Regions from separate parts of the Mus musculus genome. Here regions 2, 3, 4 and 5 are each linked to region 1. The links are chromatin loops, found by intact Hi-C in ENCODE. Cell type or tissue: left cerebral cortex. All regions are shown on one strand. Links, peaks and the distances in the headings refer to the core of each region. The heading gives the core; the rest is flanking DNA.

Evidence for each region. Peaks named below come from ENCODE experiments on the same cell type or tissue, not always from the same donor. Only the 100,000 strongest peaks of a DNase experiment are listed, where the experiment ranks them.
Region 2: a loop joins it to region 1, with 6 times the contacts of the local background. A loop is called at or near these places in 6 of 42 quality-filtered maps.
Region 3: it touches region 1 in a loop (3-fold over the local background); 6 of 42 quality-filtered maps call a loop at or near these places.
Region 4: it touches region 1 in a loop (11-fold over the local background); 10 of 42 quality-filtered maps call a loop at or near these places.
Region 5: a loop joins it to region 1, with 7 times the contacts of the local background. A loop is called at or near these places in 14 of 42 quality-filtered maps.

The regions. Positions count from the first base shown.
Region 1 is chr3:106,878,416-106,882,889 of GRCm38, forward strand. Gm35507 (a long non-coding RNA gene) reads right to left here and starts at 946. Exons shown (of 4, transcript XR_375943.1): 1 at 829-946. In left cerebral cortex, for the core only: a CTCF peak has its summit at 1,795 (motif pointing left); no DNase peak of the experiment used is centred there.
Region 2 is chr3:106,019,318-106,023,791 of GRCm38, forward strand. Chil5 (chitinase-like 5) reads right to left here. Exons shown (of 11, transcript NM_001080816.2): 6 at 572-696; 7 at 272-395; 8 at 1-5. It overlaps Gm42722 (a long non-coding RNA gene), which reads left to right. Exons shown (of 3, transcript XR_003954674.1): 2 at 1-20. Among named protein-coding and RNA genes, the nearest start is that of Gm42722, 4.4 kb to the left of the region's middle. In left cerebral cortex, for the core only: a CTCF peak has its summit at 2,723 (motif pointing right); a DNase peak (open chromatin) is centred at 2,726.
Region 3 is chr3:106,012,613-106,017,086 of GRCm38, forward strand. It overlaps Chil5 (chitinase-like 5), which reads right to left. Exons shown (of 11, transcript NM_001080816.2): 11 at 4,307-4,474. It also overlaps a transcript of Pifo not described here. Among named protein-coding and RNA genes, the nearest start is that of Gm42722, 2.3 kb to the right of the region's middle. In left cerebral cortex, for the core only: no CTCF peak of the experiment used is centred there; no DNase peak of the experiment used is centred there.
Region 4 is chr3:105,990,124-105,994,597 of GRCm38, forward strand. No RefSeq gene overlaps it. Among named protein-coding and RNA genes, the nearest start is that of Pifo, 9.1 kb to the right of the region's middle. In left cerebral cortex, for the core only: a CTCF peak has its summit at 1,961 (motif pointing right); a DNase peak (open chromatin) is centred at 1,970.
Region 5 is chr3:106,769,367-106,773,840 of GRCm38, forward strand. It overlaps Cd53 (CD53 antigen), which reads right to left. Exons shown (of 8, transcript NM_007651.3): 2 at 1,316-1,394. The coding sequence starts at 1,378. Among named protein-coding and RNA genes, the nearest start is that of Cd53, 19 kb to the right of the region's middle. In left cerebral cortex, for the core only: a CTCF peak has its summit at 2,668 (motif pointing right); no DNase peak of the experiment used is centred there.

The DNA.
Region 1 (4,474 bases), core at 223-4,222:
GATCTAAAATTCCACCCCAACCTTATGTTTCTATAGTTTATGATTTTCCATTTAAAATGATGACCAATAAAACTTTCTGTCCTTCAAGGCTTTTTTTTTAAATACATCTTATTGCATTGTACCTATGATCTGATAGTTATTTTCAGCAATTTTCTGATTGATGTCCCCTCATTCCAAAAACTTAATGTTTCCCTCTAATTTTTAATTTCATTATTTTCTAGATGAAAAGGTATGTTATTATTAACTCTGTCTCTTCAGAATTCTCAACTCTTTGTTCATATAGCCCAGCTATAATAGCAGATTAGTGTGCATTATCTCAACCTTCTAGCCCTTCTACTCTTCTTTGGGTAGCTGTAGAACATAACACAACCATGAAGTCTACACTGGTACTATTTCAAAAATAGGACAACCCAACATAGTGTCATTTGTCAGTGTTCTTATGCATCATGAGCCGGGTTTCTCTCATATTATTAGTGGGTGTTCAAATTCCTTATTTCTCTCCTTAGCCTCTAGACATTATTGCCATCTTCTATCTCTTGGAAGATTTGCTTTCTTCCACTTCACACAAAATATTTTGTGAAATAAAGTGACAATAATACTCCCTCCTTGGTTATAGATGTATTTGAAGGCTAATATCATTAGTTAGGTAGCATTTCCAGCAGAAACAACAGCAAAAGAGTTACAATTTAGTAGTTTACCAAAAGTTCATACACTGGACAAGCTAGCCGGTTCAATATGTGTCTTAGTTAGGGTTTTACTGCTATGAACAGACACCATGACCAAGGCAAGTCTTATAAAAAAAACAACATTTAATTGGGGCTGGCTTACAGATTCAGAGGTTCAGTCCATTATCATCAAGGTGGGAGCATGGCAGTATCCAGGCAGGCATGGCGCAGGAGGAGCTGAGAGTTCTATGTCTTCATCCAAAGGCTGCTAGTGGAAGACTGACTTCCAGGCAACTAGGGTGAGGATCTTATACCCACACCCACAGTGACACACCCATTCCAACCAGGTCACACCTATTCCAACAAGGCTACACCTTCAGATGGTGCCACTCCCTGGTCCAAGGATATACAAACCATCACAATATGACTTTAAAGCTTTTTTATTTCTAACTTTATCTTAACTTTTTTTTCTTAATTGGGTTTATTATTTAATATTCCACTTTATTTTCTCTAGTTAGCAGCCTTTTCCTCTCTCATAACATTTAAGATACACTCCTCCTTTTGTATATGTGAAGGCAGTGATTCTATTGACTGCCAAGCACTCCATATCTTGGGAATTCAAATCGTCACCTGGTCCAGATATTTCTAAGTTGATAGGCATTTCAGTTGTCTGGAGTATTATGAATAAAGTTTCTATAAATATTTGTATTTTGGTGTGGACTTATACTTTCCTTTTTCATGAGCAAATTACTAACAAGGCTTCCGGGTTATATGGATAAATATATGCCTCAGATAGTAAAAAAAAAATAAAAATAAAAATAAAATTACAAATATTTTAGGAAAAAAATATGTCTGAAAGTTTTCAAGGAAATTCCTAGGAAATCTTTAACTCTAAAGATGTCAAGTATAAGATATCTTAGTTTCAGTGTCTTCATCTCCAATATGGTAGTAATATTTTCCTTCACTGACTTAGTAATATATTTAATAATATAACTAAATAAACTGTTATCTAGGTAGTACACACAAGAAATAGTTCATTTTCTTTGAAATGATTAACTTACCCACTTTTAAAAAAAAAATTACATACAAATAATATAACTTTGACTCTCTATCACCATCTGGTGGTGTAATAGAAAATTTTAGAAACATTCTTTTAAAAGCTATGTATAACCCATTTAAAGGTGGTATTTCACACACTGTACTACACAGTTACTAATTAATTGTTTGAACAAGTCCAGAATTCTATATTAAGTGTCTTCCAATATTGAGACATCCTGACTTTGTAAACTGTACCTCATGTTAACCTAGAGTCATAACCAGCCAGGGGACAATGGTTCTTCCTGGAACTGGAATAAGATAGCTTATGGCTATCCTGTAAGCTGTTGCCTGTAGATGGGATATGTTCTACTAGCTGGCTACTTTGTATGGCCTCAGTGGGAGAGGAAGTGCCTATTCTTGCAGAGACTTGAAATGCCAAGGGGGTAGGGAGTAGCCAAGGGGGTCCCCACCCTCTCAGAGAAGGGGAAGGGAGGATTGTGGGAGGGGGTAACTGAAGGGGGCAGTGAATGGGATGGAGAGTCAATAAGTTAAAACAAAAGAAAAAAATTAAAAGAAGAGATGGGACAGTATTGTGGTGGTGTCTATGGGTACACTGTATTGAAATTCTAACTGTACAGCCTAGGGGTCAAACTGGTTATGAGAGCCTCCTAAGCTGGCTCTGGTGCAGAGTCCTCATCTATTTAGAAATAACCAGAAGGAGGGTGGAGTAGTATGAATAAAAATGGCCACCATAGGCTTATATAAATATATATGAATGTGTAGTCATTAAGAAGTGGCACATTTGAAAGGATTAGGAGGTGTGCCCTTGTTGGAAGAAGTGGGTCATTGGCTTTTGGGGGTCTCAAAGAATTGTGCCAAGGGATAAGACACCAAACCACCCATAAAATCTTCAACCTAAAATGTGTCTTGCTTATAAGAAGTGCAGGGACAAAAACAGAGCAGAGACAGAGTGAATAGCCATCCAATAACCTGCCAACTTGAAATTCATCCCATGGGCATGAACCAACTCCTGGCAATATTAATGATTCTCGTTATGCTTGCAGAGAGGAGCCTAGTGTAACTGTCCTCTGAGAGACTCCACACAGCAGCTGACTGAAACAGATGCAGAGATGTACAGGCAAACATTAAATGGAGCTCAGGGAGTCATGTGGAAAACTTGGGGGAAGGATTGAGGAACCTGAAAGGAATAGGGACTCTAAAAGATCAACAGAGTCAACTAATCTGGACCCTTGGGGGCTCCCAGTGACTGAACCAGCAACCAAAGAGCATTCATGGATTAGACCCAAATGCTGCCATATGTAACTTGTTCTTCAGGCAACTGATTCTGTTTTCTGCCTGATCCCCTAACTGGGCTGGCTTGACTGGTCTCAGTGGGAGAAGATGTGCTGAGTCCTACAGTGACTTGAGGTGCCAGAATATTTTGGTACCTAGTGGTACCCTTTTGCTTTTCAGATGTAAATGGGAGAAGGAAGTAGGGGAGGGGCCAGTGAGGGGTAGCCTTGGAGGAGGGGTAGCCTTACTGTGAAAGGGATGTAAAGTGAATAAATAAATGGGGGAAAATTACATAGTAAAAACAAATACAAAAAAAGAAAAACAAAAAACAAAACAAAACAACAACAACAAAAGCCAGGCCTAGAGTCTCTTTCTTCTCTCTCTCCTCTATTTCTGCCTGCAAATCAGAATGTAGCTCTCTGCTACCTCTCTAGTATTGTACCTGCCTGTAGGCTGCCATACTTCTGCCATGATAATGGACTAAACCTCTGAAACTGTAAGCCAGCTGCCAGCCCCAATTAAATGTTTTCTTTCATAGTGTTGCTTTGATCGTGGTGTTTTAAATACAACAATATGAGGGCTTTAAGATAGTTTCATGTATATGAATAATGCAAGGTTGGCAAAAAGGTTATACTTAGTGATTGATATATTATGAGGAAAATTCAATTTTTTATTATTTGTTTAATGGTCATCTAGCTTCTTTTTCTATTAACCTCTTTATGTTTACCTTACACTATGAAGTTACAAACTCCATGTTCATTCTGAGGTTATAAAATATTCTATAATTTTTGTATATCTACTCATTTATTTTTTTTAAGATTTTGCCCAACCTAATATTTGATTATTTTGGAAATTCACAACATGTGTCCTGATCACACTCATATCCCAATTTTTCCAAGTCCATCACCCCTGACCTTGTGATCTCCAAGAAGAAGAGAAGGAGGAGGAGGAGGAAGAGGAGAAGGAGAAGGAAAAAGAAAAAGTCCATTTTGTGTTGCCCATGTCCCTAAGCATGGTCAAACTTTCAATGGCAAGCCCCTTGAAGAAACTTAATCATTCCCCACCCACACCCCTGTAGAAGCCATCAGTTATGGAGAGCTACACTTTAGCATCCATATCACAATTCTAAGAGTTCTCTCTTTAATGGTTTCCTGTCCAGGCTGTTATTTGGGGGGTGAAGTGGAGATTGTCACAGAAGCATTGTATGTCTCTCTTTCTCAACTGTGAGTCTGAAGTTATTGAAGGCCAAAGAAGCTTCTTTGCCCTTTACAGTCATCAGGACCATAGATCATGAACTTCCACATGGTCTCCAATATTAGCATTGCCAGGGTCCTTTGCATGGTCTCCAGTGGCAGCACAGACCACAGATATCAACACAACTATAGCACAGGCCATGGACAGTCCCCAGAAGCAACACAAGCCAAGGACATCAACATGGCCTCCAGGACAACATGGTCCATGAACACTAGTATGATCCC
Region 2 (4,474 bases), core at 310-4,309, 860 kb before region 1:
TAATCCTGCAGTGGCAGAAGGTTAGTTATAGGCCTTAGTTAGATCTGTGCTGGGTTATATTACTTGCCTGTTCTTACTGCTCAAATTATATGTTGATAATTTATTAGTTTTTTTTCCAAAATACTTCACTGAAGTTGTAGTTAATGTGGTATAATGTGGTATTAGAAGAATATTGCATACTCAAAATTTGTTTTTTTTTTTTAATTTTGTAATGAATCTTTTATGATCTGGACCACTTCTAGTCTGCATTTGGGTTTGTATAAAGTCTTACCACATTGAGGAGGGTGTTGATGCCAGTGTCATTTAGGGATTTGTAGAGTGGGCTGTTTTCCCCAGTATAGCCATCTTGGGAGCCATGGAGATTGTAAGTCATGACCTGGATGTAGTCTAGGAAGCTGTGGATGAAGGTTGTTGTTTAAATAATTTCTGATGGCCATTTGTCATAATGAGGTCAGAAAAATACACCCATTCAAAGACTGTAAACAAAGCTCATGCATAGAAAAAAATCCCAAGAATTAAGATCCTCTGCTTATGCTCTTACAGGAGTTCCAGAATAAGGTAGATCATTTACTGTGATAATTGAGGGATCTCATAGCCAGATTGGATGGTAGAGATGACACCAGCTACTGTGGCAGTGACCATCAGCCTAGGGCTCTTGTTTTCAATGGCTTCCAGTTCAAAAGCCTCACGTATTTTCTACAGGATATTAAAATAAATTAGAGTATATCACATATTCATTTCAGCCCCTCTAATAACATAAGTACATATTTAAAAAATACTTCCATATTTTGTTTTATCTTACTCTGTCATCATCTCAACAAATTCAATAGAACAGCCATCTAATAATCATGGGTTTAGAAAAATTTCACTATGTCCTATCTTAATTTAGTAGCCAGTCATCCAAAATCTAGGTCTCAGATGACTGATAGCTCTGCCACCATCATCACATTCTGAAGCATCATTTGCTGCAGTTCCCTATATCCAGATTTCAGTGGTGGAGAAAGTTCCTTCTACTTTATCAGTAGCTTAAGTATGTCATAGGGCCAACATCTCATCAAATGCAATGCAAAGTTATCTAAGAAAGAAGGTGTAGGTTGCTGGATGATAGGCACAGTTCAGTGCCAGATGATAACCTACTTGTACTTTGTGTGATACTATGTATCTTAATATGAACTACTGGCACCAGCTCTTATAGTTGCATTATTTGGGAGTGCTATGGTCATCTTCCAACAGAATACCCATAGAAATAGTCATGCTTACAAGTGGTCAAGAGACTAGGACATTTTATTAGATGAACAGGCCTTATAAGAAGGGTGTTAGAGCTGTTTTAAAATATTAACTCCACATCTTACAAGGTTTCTGACTTTATATTATGCTGTTTTGTGGACAGGCTATAGCTTTTTTTCTGAAGACATGTTTTAATTAAAAATAGGGATAATCTGCAGAAGCCAGGAAACTAGAAAGGGGCTATCGAGGTATAAGGAAGAAAAAATGAGTCCAAGAGATGGGACATAGAATACTAGAAAACAGTGTGGAGGGGAAAGTGAGAAAAATGGAGAAGGGTTAAGTGTGTGTGTGTGAAGGTTGTGTGGAGTTGAATGTTAGTGTAGTATACAGTAGGTAACAGAAAGGATAACTAACACTAAGGATGTTTGACAAAACCACGTAGAAACCCACTTCTTTATAAGCTTCCTAAAATACAGCAACAACAACAACAAAAGCTTAATTGGAGTTACCTACATAGGCTATAGTATAAGGCTCCTTCCAGAAGCCATACGTTATTAAAAACCCAGTGCCACATGTGGAATACTAGTTTTTAAGTAGTTGGTCAGGGGGTCCCAGAGATCTGCAGGACAATATGGCCTATTGCTGCTGGTTACCCATAGAACTTGATGATGAGATCCTATCACTAAGAGCACCACACACTTTGCTCATATGACGTAGAAAAGTCAAACTAGTAGTGACTTAGAAGTACTTCCCTGATGGCTACCAGAAGGTACACTGAAGTCTGGTGGTGGAGAAATCCATTAAAAGACTTACCCAGATAGGAGGCTCTTACTAGCTGCAGTAACAACTGGACTGGAAAGATATGCCAACTAGTGCAACATAGGCATGAGTGCTATGAGGGTAATCAACACCTTTTTCACCAAACCTAACTCCTGCTCCATAGAGGGGTACTCATGCCTGGTACTGTCAAAATGACCAAGAATCTGTAGATGGGGACTCATAGACCCTTCTAATACTTAGGAGAATGGTATCAAGCTACCTCCTAAGTAACTTATCCTTGTACCCACAGATTAGTGCAACTTTCATATCTCATCAGGGAAGATTCTTTATGCAAATGTAAATGACAGTTATTCTAGACTCAAAACTGGTGAAAATGCAGAGAATAATTCACCATAGAATGTTGTGCCTGAAAGGATCACACCACATCTCCCAAAGGCTCAGGTAACATTGCAGAAAAGGGGTGCAAATATTGTAAGAATTGGGGACTACTATTGAAAAATAATGCCTTTTGGCTGTGATGGATCTGTTGCAGCCACAAATTCACAATCATTGTGGTTGTTCACACAAGACCAGCACAAGATTAAGCCAACTGACACTTCAGTATGAAGAGGAAAGGGTCTCAGGTGGTCTCACCTTTAGTTGAGGAGCTATTGGCTATAGTAGAAAAGAGAATTAGTTTTCCTCAGTAGTATAGTCCATGGCAATTTGCTCATGCTCCAGTAGATGGAGGCACACACATGTAAATATGAGCAGCAGTCAATGGATTCAAAACCAAAATCCTAAAGTTGTGTGTGTGATGAGGAAAGTCTGGGGAGAATTGGAAAGGTTTAATGGTGGAGAAGGCAATAAATATGATCTAAGTACATTTATTTATGTGTGAGATTATCAAAGAATAGATAGAAACTGAAAAATAAAGTAATGGAATTACTGTATCTGATATTTAGAGCTTTGGACAAAATTAAACTGGTTGACTCAGTATTACTTTGTGTTGAAACTATCCAGAGGATGCCTGATGATATGGGGCCATATGGAAAGAATCTGTCTCTGTGAGTATAGGACAGTGGTAGAGCAATCTGCTAAAAAGTGAAAAATAAAAGTAAAGAATGGGATAAATTAAAAGCCATTTGTGGTCTTTGACTATAATTTATTCCTTTTACTTGGTGGCCATTTCTCTTGCTGATAATACCAGTTCATTAAGTCAAATTCTTTCCCATGAACTCTAGATCTCTATCCAATGCATTCTGGCCATTCAGATATGTCATAGTCACTAGGTTTAGAGGTATAGGAACCAGTTCTTTCCCTTCCAAGACACTCCTTTGTTGTATTTATCATCTTAACATATTTATGCCCACATAGTACTCTAATTCAGAAAGCTGGGGATAGTCTCTATTTTTACTTAAAATTGATCCCCATGTCTTATGGATTTCTGTCTTCAAATGTTCCTTTATATGTGCCCTCCTTCTTTCAGTGTAAAAGCATTGCTTTCCTGATTGTCTGTACCTTAATGTATGCCAATAGGTTCCATTGGAACTTTATCTGCTTATTCTACCTGTTTTGTGGCTAATATTAGAGGAATAAGTCAAACCCAAAAGTTTGGTCATATTTCTTCACTGTATACAACCCTTCAAATGATTCTCAATTATCTTGAGGAAGCATTCCTAATTGTTTAGCTAAAGGACCCACATGATCAGATTCTTGCTTCCTGTGGAATCTCATAATCTTTCTCCCAGTCATGTGATCTCTGATCTCTGTGTCTTCATTTGTGACATGTACATTGTTATCTAATTGTGGACACCAGTGATTTTCCAAGACTGAGATTAGGCATCTCTTACTGGGGAAGCTCTTTCTGATCCTGCCTCACATAAGCTTCTCTGGGTTTCTTTTGTACTCTGTGGACTTTCATCAAGGGACTTATAGTGAGTGTGCAGTTGTTGATTATGTTTCAGTCTTCTGCTTCACAGATATTTAAAGCTAAAGATTTTGCTTTATTCACATTTTTATGCCTAAGCCCAATATGTGCCACAGAGCACATGTTACTCTATTAACATTAGATAGTCTCATGTAATTGTTCCCAGAACTGAAGTCTGTAGTCAGATAGAACAGGTGGTTATATCCTGGGTTGCCTGTCTGTAGAATAAAGACCACAATGCTTATGGTAATTTTATCATAGAACAGGGAGATCTGTGTAAGCTCCACCAGACAAAAGCCTAGCATAGAGTGGAGAGGCAGTCAAGAAATTTCATCCCTAGTGGAGGAATTATTGGTAACTGATAGCTTTCAGGAAAAGTTAGCTTTCCTTATGGGTGTGGCCCCTGATAGGTGATACATGCTCCAATGGATGGCCATACACTCAAGAATACATAGGTAGCACTAATTGGAAATGTGTGTGTGTGTGTATGTGTTTAGTATACAAAATTAGGTGGATATGGAATTAGGGATGGATCTGGGAAAATATAAGGTAGAGGAT
Region 3 (4,474 bases), core at 126-4,125, 870 kb before region 1:
AATGTATGAGCTGGGTGTCAGGACAGGGAGCCCTTTGGTGGAGCAGGCTGAGAGGCCGTATGAGGCAGTCTGTGTAGTGACAGTGAGTATCTGTCTACACCACTGAGCCCACATGCTGAATCTAACCCATCACTTCATTGTTGATTTAGGCCCTTCTTGGTATTCTTATACATCAATAAAATAATTTATATCAACATCTCTGAGCCAGATGTGCTGGTACCATCTGTGATTCAAACAGTCTGGAGGTGGGAGCCAGAGAATATGGAGTTGGAGATGAGTTTGAGATGAAATACTTTGTTTCAGGAAACAAAAGCAAAAACAAAACCACAAAACACCTAACAATGACACAACACTGTCCACTCACTATTCATACATGACCTATCTCCTCTGCCTTTTAGAGTAAAGGGATTTTATCTACATGTTACACGTGTTCACGTTGTGCACCTTCTTTGCCTTCTCCTGTTACCACAAACTAGTAAGGTAGGAATTCTGCCTCCCCACTCCTATTCTCTCCCTCCCTCTTTCTCCTTCCTTCCTTCCTTCCTTTCTTCCTTCCTTCCTTCCTTCCTTCCTTCCTTCCTTCCTTCCTTCCTTCCTTCCTTCCTTCCTTCCTTCCTTCCTTCCTCTTTCTTTCTTTCTTTCTTTCTTTCTTTCTTTCTTTCTTTCTTTCTTTCTTTCTTTCTTTCTTTCTGTAAGGACCTATGTCCCTGGCTGTCCTGAACTCACTCTGGAGAATAGGTGGGCTCCAACTTCAGAAATCTGACTGCCTCTGCCTCCTGAGTACTGGAATTAAAAGCATACACTACTATACCTGGCATTAATTTTCTTAACACTTTCTTTTGGTGTCCACTTGTAAATATGCTCTAACACTCATATGAGATTAAAATTTGAATTTCCTAATCCCAATTCTACTTGTTATAAAATATATGGTACAAGAATCCAATGCCGTTGTCTTCTAAAGTTGCTGACGATGAGCATCTACTCACAGCTATACATGACCTAGTATTAGAATTTGGTATTCTTTTAAAAATTAAGATTAGGGTATTATGTATCAGTCTATGAAATTTTGTGCTGCAGAGTGTGTTACTGACAGATTTAATAGTAGAACAAGAAAGTGAACATCATGAAATGTCACCCACAGCAGGCCTTAGAGCTGAACAAGATTGGGAACCTCTATTCTGAGGAGTGAAAATACTACTACAGGAGAGTTGTCCAGAGGAAATTGATAGTGAAGAGGAAGCCAACTTCCTAAATCCTCCCTTCTAGACTTTCTTAAATAAATGTCACACTCTGTCATTTAGTAATAACATGTGAACACAGGCTGTGAAGTCTCATAGACTAGTGTGCACCAAGTCCTGGTTTGTGTTTCCTATCTTCATGATCTTGTGGGAAGTACTGAAGCTCTTAGGCCCTGGTGTATCTATAAAGGAATAAAGGTAATTGTGTGTGACAATAATCACGTCTTCCCTCCGAGGGCTGCCGTGAGACTGTAGGGGTCCACTGGGGCAGTTCAGACATGTAGATTGAGTGTAAACTTGCTAATACACAGCTGAAATGCACCTCTAGCTCACCGCTTCTGTGCCCAGGTCATTAGCCAGCTCCAAGGGCACTTTTGTTCTAATTTTTCTGATTGGAGAACTCTCTTTGCCAAGGCTTCTAGTACAGCTAGCTGGGTCGGTTCTCCTTCCAACCCAGGACCTGGTTCCTTCTCTTATCCTCACATGAGCTCTATCCTGCCTCTTGACAATTTATTTCCTACCAGGAAGGGGGTAGTTTCCCTTTCATATATGTACTAGAGCCCGAGAGATTCATTACCATGAGTGATGTCCCGAAGAGCATGATGTTCATTCCGTTGTGTGAATTCATTCTCTTTGGTCTTTTTCAGTTCTTCTTCTACCTTAGCCCTTTCAGATGCCTCAAGAGATTTGAATAGTAACTGCATTGCATGACAACTTTCAGGGGGCTTGACGTCCTCCTCATTTTCTGTCTTCATGAGCCACTACTTCCTTCATAGGCTTTAAACAAGAAAATGAAGGGTGTTCCCAAGACTAGCTGCTAAGCAACCACCCTGCCTTAGAAGCTCCCCTTTAAGTCATTATGACATGGTTTTCTGCAAAGCAGCACTGTGGTATAAAGGCAGATAGAAAGGCTGATTTGAGTAGCAACTCTATCAGTGACCAACAACAGGATACTAGGCTGAGTCTCTTAAGCTGTGGTATAGCTTAATGCGTCTTGTTCATTTCTACCACAAGGAGATTGTCTTTGCCATAATTTTTCCCAGATAAGAAAATTGTTGGCTGTCTTTGGCTTTCATTAAGATCTTCCCACAGAGTCATTATCTGAGACAGGATGAATCAAAATATTGTCTTTCACTGGGCACATTTTAACAAGCTTTTGTCTACTTCATTTTCCCTTTTTATTTATTGTCCAACACTGCAGAAGCAACATATCACTATCCTAAAAGGAAGTAAAAGGAAGTTAGCCTTTCTTACCACTGTGCCGTTCACATTAGAGTGGCATCTGTCATGTAGTAATAGAAAGTGCTTGGAGTTTATGGTGACTGATAATTAACTGGGGTATATGTGTCCTTCATCAGTCACTAGTGCCGCCACCTCTCATGAGATCCCTGTGCTTGGTGTCAGGGGATGTAGTGAAATCGTAGGGAAGGGTCCAAGCTTTGGTTGTCTGGCTCTGGATATGGCTTAATAAGGAACCAAGCTTCCCCAGGTCTCGGTTTTCAGGAAGTAGTAATATCTGTTTTATGAAGTTTGCATGTGAACTAAGTAAGAAAATGCGTGTTCATTACTTGTAATTTGAACAGGAAGTGCTTCTGCTTGTATAGGCATCTGCTTGTAGTCACATCTGCTTGAAAGGTTTAGGCAAAAGGATCACTGAGCTCAGGATTTTGAGACCCATCTGGGCTATACAGGGAGACCTATTATAAAAGGCAAGGAGCCTACCATTGTATCCCCTTCCCCTACCTATACTGCCTGGATGGGCTTCAGTGGGAAAGGATGTACCTATTCCTGCTGGGACTAGGTGTCCCAGGGTCAGGGGTACCCAAAGGAGACACCCTATTCTCTGAAGAGAAGGGGAGAGAGCTGTGGGCAGAGGGACTTGTAAGGTTGGACTTGAAGGAGAGGAAGGAGGAGAGCTGTAATTGGGATGTAAAGAGAATAAAAATATTGAGAAAGATACACTGAATACATGTACACAATTCCAAATCATAAATAAAAACTAATAAAAATTGAAAAATGCGAGGAATGAAACCAAAAATAATTTGACACATAAGGTGACCATACAGTGGCTGCTGGAGAAAAAAATAGAAAAATATTCTTATTACATGAAGACTATTTTAATTGTAAGTAAGAGAAACACACTTGAGTGCTTTAAGGAGTAAGGAGATTTGCTTAGAGGTAGCAGAGTTTTATAGACTTTAAAGGCAGAAACACATCTGGCCTTGTGAACGAGTTAGACTTAGGAACTATGAAGTTATTGGTAAGTGCTTTCACTTAGTCCCACACTCTAGCTGCTGCATTTAAAGCATCCGTGTCTTATGTACAAACTCTTCTATAGCTCTGGAGCTTAAATACTACAGAATCTGTCACTCTTAGTTAATAACAGACCAACAGTCTTTGTTCTAAATTGTGAATTCAAGGAGATGATATTATAATCTGCTCCACTAAGTCTAATGACCTGTCAATTGTATAACCATGTGAGGGATGACATAAACTGTTTTAAGTACAGTACGTGTTCACAAAAAAGGATCATGCTAGCTCATTTTCTGGGCAGACACTCTACGATGTATTCACTGCACCTCCATGATGAGTCTACTGCACAGTTGCCAATCCTACAAACAGAGCAGCACTGGACCTTCAGCAGAAGTAGGATGATGTCTAGGCTTCCAGTTTTGGACAAGCCAAGCTGCACTGCGTATGCGCAGGAGTCGAGGAGTCATGGTGGCTCCTTTCTGAGAGTGGTTACTAGGTTACAGACATTTGTAAAAGTCCTCATTTTGTCCTGTGCACCGAAATCCACCATTTGCTCCTTACAGCCATCATGCTGATGTACACAGGCAGGTGGAAGACTGTAAGTAGTGTGGCTGGCTTCATGCTCACACAGTGCTTCCACTTTTCATTGGAGGCAGATGGTGTTTTCATGTTGAGAAAGCGTTTTTCACCAAATTCTCTATCCTCTCTCTCTCTCTCTCTCTCTCTCTCTCTCTCTCTCTCTCTCTCACACACACACACACACACACACACACACACACACACACACACACATGAACACACACAACCCAAGGGAATTCATGTTTTGACTGTTGATTTTATTTTTAGTATTTTAGGTAATTCAAGACGAGCTTCGCAAGGAGCAAAGGAGACTCTTCTGGGCCCTGGAAAAACTTATAGGGACAAGTTCATGCCTAGTTTCTTCATACCAGATTATTTTGAGGAGAGGATCCATTTGGAAGTTG
Region 4 (4,474 bases), core at 226-4,225, 890 kb before region 1:
ATTCGTTGACTCCTTGTCCACTTGCAATCAGAGACCCATTCTACGCAGACAGGGACCAAAAGGGTCTGCGGCACTAATGTAATTCTGTGCTTTCTCCGTCTCTCTTTATTGTGAGTAGAAGGTATTTGCTAGCAAGATTGATCATTGCTCACCATGGCTGCTGTAGGGTCCTGCTCAAGGTTGGCTTGTAGGAGGTGAAGGAAAAACCTACAGTTAACCTTGTTAATGTAAACATGGAAGAGAAATGGGAGGAACTCTGTTCACGATGATCTTGGTGCAGAAACAGAGCTTTGACGTTGCCCTGCTAAATTAAGGTTGAAGTCCACCATTGTCTGGACAGTTTTCTGAGCTCAGCACAGTATGGAGGACTCCCTTCACTGGCAGGGCCTCCCCTTCTCTGACCTTGTCTGGGGAGTTCAAAAAATTCCACATGCCTCTATCTGCAGAATGTCATGTAGCCTTGGTTAACAGTATAGGTTCAACTTCTTTCTCTTGAGAAGAACCCATTCAGCTAGCACCTGAGATTCCTGAAATGCTTCCCCATGCTACTGAGGCATTTCAGACCTTCAGCTAATGAATTTTGCTCAGCCTGGATATTACGACCATTGCCCCCCAAACTATATAAGCTTTGAATCACCCCAAGTTCAGTTGATCTGTCTGCAGCTGGTCCTTCCTGACTTCTTTGCCCTAGTGGACCAATATCTGCTAATGATCCCTGGGGGCGGGGAGGGTCACAGTTCAGTATTTAATATGGCCCTCCTCAGTCACACATCAGCCAATTTATCCAGTAAGATGCCTGAGAATTTCCCAAGCAGGCTCTGCCACTGCTCCAGACTAGAATGTTGACTTTGCAGAGTGTTTCTGGAAGCCTGTGGGTTTCTTCTTTAGTAAAAATGTTTGCTGGGAGGTGTAGGTTCTTTTGTATAGGGTTTCACATTCTTTCTACCACTTAAATATTCCCAATAATCTTGCTGCTGAGATGAAAACACTACTTGTTTCTACAGCTTAGTATAGAGTTCTGGGGACATTGGTTGCAGTCAGGACCTGGGCCAAGATCTAGACATAATAGAAGGATTTAAGCATGTCAGAAAAGTGATTAACAAAGATTCCAGTTTGTATGTGAACACTCTTGGTTTAATATTGCATATATAGCAGGAGGCTAAGTTAGGCTCCTTATTTTAACTATCTGGCTGGTCCAAAATATGTGTATTTTAATAGGACACTTCAGAGTTCTACTGCCTTCTCCTACTTTGAGATGGTTGGTACTGTAACTTTCTAGACCATTGACTAAAAAGTTATTAAGTGGAGAAGGTAGAAGCATAAGTAAAACTTTTATTCTTATTCCATATATACTTATGTGGGACTACTGCATGGGAATCTCCACTAAAATAATAGTGACATCAGAAACCTGGCTCAACGATGGCTTTATTTAAGTTAAAAATTTCTTTATGTGTATGCAGACAATCATTTCTCCTGTGGAAGTCAAAGGACAACTGTGGGATCTATTCCTCCACCTCTTGGATTACAGGCAGCAAACACCAATCATCAGGTCTAGCACTCTCATCATTGAGCCATCTCACCAGCCCACTGATGACAAAGTTAAAACTATGAACCTGAGAGAACCGAGGAGTTTGCATCCTGCCATGTCATTTTGTGTTGTGTCAAGAAAACAGACTCAGAGAGCTTATGCACGGATATCCTGGAAAGCAAGCTTTCTACAAGCACTAAGAAAGCCTGGGTGTTCAGAGACTGACAGGATGGAAACACAGATGTTAAATGGGGGTAGTTTTTAGAACAGCTGGAATGGTTATTGGTTGGCTGTTTTGAGATGGGTGGGAAAAGAAGGCAGGGCACAGGATTAAACCATGAGACAGTTAGTCGCTTAGGAAACAGCTGTGGGGAAGATGTCATCTTGTTTTCAACCTTTATTTTCAACCATAATTTTTATTAGGAATATGGCCACTAGGTGGCAGCAACACGCAGGGTTATGTTTTGTTTCAGTAGGGAATGAGAAAAACAATCACTAAACATGCCTGTAAAAATGAAATCAAATCATGGTTCTCATTACCATAAAAGTTGTTTTCATCACACACTCTGAAACAAAGATCTTGGGCTTATGCAGCTGTGATCAGACAGAGTTCTGCATTCAGACAAACCACACTTGAAATTCCACCGCTGCCTTTTATTAACTGTGATCCTAGGGATCACAGTTGCCCTAATCTGGGTATTGCCATGATCAGACATCATGTGTGCCTGAAATAAATTTGTTAAGTGATGTCCTCAGCAGCAATTATTTCCCCTTAAAATCTTTCTAAAAAGAAATGTTACGTTAGACTTTAGGGGCATTGAGCATGGTGACATTTCCAACATGAACCTCAATTTGCAGATCAAGGGAGGAAGACAGGCTCCACATGGAAATGGCTAAGAAAGCAGGTGAATAGTGTCACCAGAGCATATTCCAGCTTTGCATGATCAATGCTGTTTGAATGCTCTGATTTATTAGAGTGATGGAATAAGGCATTTCTCTCTCCTCCTTTGTACCCTTAATTTAATTTTCCTTGCATGCAAACTCTGTGCCCAGGCTAAGTCCTGAATTGTCTTGTGTGTTCACACACATGCATATATGTACCCACTATGGTGAGTCCATAGAAAAATGCACACATATGTGGATATGAGTGTTCTAGAGAATGCTGCCACATGCCTCATGCTTTTCTCTGTGATTTGAACTCTGTGAAGTTAGAGACAGTTCAGGAATGCTTTCCATTTCTTATGGCTGTGTCAATACAACCAAAATCTGAAATCTGAGATGAGGATGCAAGAAAGTATGATGAGCTAGCCACTGTGGGCCTGGGAACCAGACCAGGCCTTTTGTAGCATCCTTTTCAGGAAGGCCAAGGAGGAATCTCACAGGGGATCACAGGAAGTGGGGCAGGGACTTAGGCCCTTTGTGTTCCCATTTCTCTGGAGCTCCCCATATTTGTCTTTCCCTTCTCTTAGTCTGTGATCAGTTGCAATGACATACAGGGCATGCCCACTATCACTTTCACCATCATCAAACCCATTTCCTCCCCTCTCCCTTACCTATATGTTCAATGCACACACTTACCAGGATACCTGCTGTATACTTTGATCAGGTTAGCCTAAGCAGAAGCTCTTTGTCCCAGCTCATACCTGGACAGCTATGGTGGAACCAGTAGGAGCAAGGTTGATGTTGAATAAGAATTCAGAGCACAATATGAGTGTAATGAAATATAAAGTGGTTATTGCAGTTTTGGGGTTGAGGCCACTAACCTGACATTCCCCAATAGACAGTCCCTGTGAATTATGGGAGCCATTTTCCTCAAGAATCTTTATTCTAGGACAAAGCTAACAATGAGAATAGGTGGTGGGGCTGCACTTCCTCTGCCTAGATTAGCTAGAGTTCTTTTTTTACCGTTCTTGGCAGGGCTCTGGGGACCTCTTGGTGTTTCCATGGGCCAATAGCAGCATTTTTATGGTCTTGATGCCTCTGATCACCAGAATTTTACTTTCTATAAGTCATGTGTCACAGGGGAATATCAACTGGAAACAAACCACGGTTTTGGACCCCAGAACGTTTTGTTAAAGTCCCACTCTTTTTTTTTTTTTTTTTTGTGTATCAATTGTTCATTTATTCAGTCCAAATTTTTTCCTCTAATCTATGTTATACATTTGTCATAATATCTTATGGCTCTTTCTTCCAGTTCAGGCATCTGGAACATCCACAGCTCTGCCCTCTCCTGGTCTCACATGCAGTTTCCTGTGTCTGATGGGGCTATTTTCTCCAGGTCTCACCTGCAATTTCTTGCTTCTGCATATTTTCCTTCTACATTTCTTTTGCACATATTCCTCTATACTGTGTTTAAAATTTTATGCTGCATGTTGCACATTAAAGTAAAGTCCCACTCTTGAGTGATGTCCTTCCCTTTGTATTTATATGTTTTAGAGACTGTCTGAAGGTGAGCACTGTATATGATAAAGGAAACTGCATATGCAGATTCAGTATTGTACATCTATGGGCAATTAGGTGGATACTGAGAATGGGACTTGTCAACCCAACTTGCAGGGTCAGCTGCAGTGCCCTGTGTTAAGGCTGTTTGAAGTTCTCAACCCACCTTTTTTTTTTTTTTTTTTTTGCCAATAACATTGTAAATAAAAACCATCATACATCCAAAAAAGAAAAAAAGTCCCATTTTTGAGCATCATTCATGCTTGATGGAGCCCAGTAGTTGAATTTCTGTTACAGTTGGCCATTTGAGGTGGGTTCTTCTGATGCAGAGGGCTGTGTTTAGGAAACCAGTTATAGTAATTCCCCTGCATCCTTAAAACTATTTCTACAGTGTACATTTCACATCACACACCATGTGGCTAAAAAGATTTGTCCAAGATGTGAAAAAATGCCAGATAGCTTGTGGGAGTGAGTGAATATACCTACACATTTTCTTTTCTTTTTTTG
Region 5 (4,474 bases), core at 251-4,250, 110 kb before region 1:
TATAAAAGAAACCAAACTTATAATGATATTCACCTCTTCTTTTCATGTTAATTATCAAGCATAAGGATATGTGTGTCTGTAAACTTTACATTTTTATTAGTCTATGTTAACTATACAAAAAGTTTTTGTTATATTTCTACACATCAAGCACATAATGTACTTTAAACATATTCACTGTTCTATTAATCTTTCTTATCTGCTTTCTCTTTTGCATTTCCTCCTTCTCACTTCTAATAGTCCCCCTTTTAATTAAACGTTTTTCATATTTTTCTTAGCTTCCACAAATGAAGGAAGATGAAGTACTTTTCTAAGTAGGAATGACTTATTTCCAAGTAACCTCAAGTTTCATGTATTTTTCTGCATGATTTCATTCTTCATTGTGGCTAGGGAAAGATCTATTATGTACATATACCATATTTAGACATGTACATGCATACAGTCACCTGTTGATGGATATACAGTCTCTGAAAACAATTTAGCTATTGATAATGGTAGAGTGAAAGTATGGATGGGCATCTGTCTTTGCTGTAAGGTGACTATGATTCTTTTGGAGACAAAATGAGAAGTAAAATATATATATTGGTAACATATATATATATATTGGTTTTCGAGACAGGGTTTCTCTGTGTAGCCCTGGCTGTCCTGGAACTCACTTTGTAGACCAGGCTGGCCTTGAACTCAGAAATCTGTCTGCCTCTGCCTCCCAAGTGCTGGGACTAAAGGTGTGCGCCATCACTGCCCAGCTCCAAACAGTCAATAATTAAGTGACAAAATGTTCAACATCTCTAGCTACATCAAAACTACATGAAGACTCTATTCCATCCCATCAGAATGATTGTCATAAAGAAAACTATAAATAACACATGCTGACCAGGATGACTGAAGAAATGAACCTAGATACCACAGAAGTCAGCATAGATGTATGTTTTTTAAATTTAGAAATAGAACTTCAGTAAGAATTTTCTGTCAGTATTCTCCCATGCCACTGGGGAAGAGGAGAGGGTAGAATTTAATACCCAAATTGTAGTCGATTTGTTTTACAGATGCCAGCTATTTGTAATGCATCCCTAAATCCCCAGAGAGTCTGCACAACTTCATTATTACTTGCACTGATATTTTTCAATTTTGTAGACTTATGGTGTCACACAATGGCAGAAAGTGAGGAAATTATTACTGATTTGTGCCTAGGTAAAGTGTTCTAGATATTACCCAGGCATGCACAGTTCACATTCTGTACTATACTCTTCCTTAAGGAAGGACAGCTTAGCTAGAATGAAAGATTATTATTTCAGATATTTCAAAAGGGGGTACTTACCCAAAAAAGCAAGTTAAAGATAAACAGAACATATTTCAGCAATTTCAGGCTGCTCATGCCCATGCTGGGATAGTATGCCCTAAAAAACAAAAGGAAGAATAAAAGAATTTCTAGATGAATTTGTTTATATAGAGGATTACATTGATGGGTTTCCTTATATTGAACCATCCCTGTATCCCTTGGATGAAGGCTGTTTGACCATGGTGGATGATAGTTTTGATATGTTCTTGGATTCAGTTTGCAAGAATTTTATTGAGTATTTTTGCATCAATACTCATAAGGAAAATTGGCCTGAAGTTCTCTTTCTTTGTTGTGTCTTTGTGTGGTTTTGGTATCAGAGTAATTGTGGCTTCATAGAACAAATTGGGTAGTGTTCCTCTGTTTCTATTTTGTGAAATTGTTTGAAGAGTATTGGTATTAAGTCTTTGAAGGTCTAAAGGCACTAAATCCATCTGGTCCTGGGCTTTTTTTGGTTGGGAGACTATTAATGACTTCTTCTATTTCTTGAGGGGTGATGGGACTGTTTAGATTGTTTATTTGATCCTGATTTAACTTTGGTATTTGGAATCTGTCTAGAAAATTGTTCATTTCATCCGGATTTTCCAGTTTTGTTGAGTATAGGCTTTTGTAGATGAATTTGGTATTATAAGATAGCATCACATACTCCAAAATGAGAGTGCTCAGAGTCCAAGGATCATCACCACCATCTTGTGTTTAAGCTTTCTCTTATCTGGAAAATTTTTCCCAAACCCCCAATTTCACATGTTGAAAATTGAAGCCCCATTTGAAAAGCTATCATCTTGAAAGCTAAATGTTTTCCAATACAGCAAGCCATGTTTGGTATTATAGTAAACCCATGACCCAACAATAGAGCCATTCTTACAAAAAGATGTGTCACAGGGACACAAAGTAAGCCAGTGCTTTTGGTCCTGGGTGACATCAGTGACTAATGTCTGGCTACTCAAGAAAACAGCCTTTGAGGTCAGAATTGGTTGATCGGTCAGGGAAGAAGGCTAGTGACCTGAACAGACACTTCCTTAACTGTCTTGATATTCATTACATCCTAAATGTGTTGTTATTGTTTTATTTTTGTAACTGTATTTTAATTACAATATTTCTCTCTTCCCTGTCCTCCCTCCAAACCCTCTCATATACACTTTCCCACTTTCCTTTTAATTCATGGCCTTTTTTTTTCATCATTTCTTATTGAATTGTCTGTAAAGCCTCTCCATATGAAAGTGTGAGAAGATATATCTATGCTTCATTTACCCTTTTATATACAACCATCTATATTTCTGTTCTAAATATGACAATGAGTAAGGATTAGACATTTTCCAGTAGATGTCAGTGTTGTAGCAGAAATTAGACACACAAATATATATTGTAAAATTTTAAAAAGACCACAATATGAGCACAGTCTTTTAAGTGACACTATCATTTTAGCAGACACCACTCTGTGAATGTGTATGATATATATAAATGGTATATGTATATATGTATATGTGTGCGCCAGAGGAGTACATCAGGTGTCCAGCTCTATCATTCTTTGACTTATGCCATTGGACAGTACACTACACATATAGGTGGTGACAAGCAAGACAAATGAAATAAGCAAGAAAGAGAGAATGGAGAGAAATAGAGGAAGGAAGGCAGGAAGGCAGGAAGGCAGGAAGGCAGGAAGGCAGGAAGGCAGGAAGGCAGGAAGGCAGGAAGGCAGGAAGGAAGGAAGGAAGGAAGGAAGGAGAGAGGGAAGGAGGGAGAGAGGGAGGGAGAGAGGGAGGGAGAGAGGGAGGGGGAGAGGGAATGAGAATTATATCTAGACAATGCCCATCTAAATAAACCATGTTAATCTCTCATTTCAAGATGTGCAAATGATGGCATAGGCCTGTAATCCCAATGCTGGGGATAATTAGGCTAGAGAGTTAACAACTTAAGGTCATCCTAGGTTGCATAATGAGTTCCTACATGTATATAAGTGTATGTGTGCGCATGTGTGTGTGTGTGTGTGTGTGTGTGTGTGCCTGTGTGTGCATGCACATGAATACACATGTGCAAACTTGCCTGCTAAAGATAAAACTGCAATGCCTAAAATGAAAATATACTAGAATATATTAATGGAAGAGTAGATATTACATAAGAAAAAATTAATGAACTTTAAGGTAGTGAGAAAAATATCAAAAAAGGACAGACAACAAAAATTTAAATAATAGAGCACTTCTAAATGAAGAAACAATATTGAGTATCATAGTTTCTATGTAATGGGGGTCCCCAAAGGAACAGAGAGAAAAATGTTTGAAGAATTAATATCCATAATAAATTATGACTAGATTAAAATAATTTACTTATGTCAAAGAACCTCAATGAAATCCAAGTATAAAAAATTATACTCCATAGTAAAATTATTATAAATTACTCAACCAATGATAAAAATGAAATCTTAAAATAGCCAAAAGAAACAAGATATATTAGACACTAAGGAGCTAATATAAGAATAAGAACAGACTTATCAGAAAACAGTCAATCCAGGAGAGTGGAGAAACTTGTTTAAAGTATTAAAACATACAAAAATGTCATCTCAGGATTTTATATTCAATAAATATTCACAAAAAAGAAATATAAAATATGAAGAATATAAAATATATGAGATTTATGCATGACACTTAAGATGTAACTATAACATATACAGAAGCTGTGGGAATTTCTATCTAGAAGATCCACACTATGAGAAATAGAGAAAATTTCCAGGTAAATTGTTAGACCAGAGGCAAAACAACATGACTTTCATAGAAAAATAGGCCATGTTTTCTTGTCAGCTGTTGTTTGGATGTTAAATGGTCTCAAAGGACTCATGTGTTAAATGAAAACTTGGTCTCCAGCTGATAATGTTATCCAAAGGTGCTTGATTCTTTGGGATGTGGACCATGTTTTCAAGATTTAGGCCATTGGGTACATGCCATTGCAGGTTTTATCTTTTTATATGTCTCTTGCTCTCCTCCCTGTCTTCTCTTTCTCCCTTTCTCTCTCTCTTGCTCAAATATTGTAAGTAAATAATTTTGATCTCTTCTGTGCTTCTACCACAATGTTTGAGCCTCAGAACACACCCCAAATAACAAGGACCAGTAACCACATCTTTAAAAGTATGACTCAAAGTGAAATTTT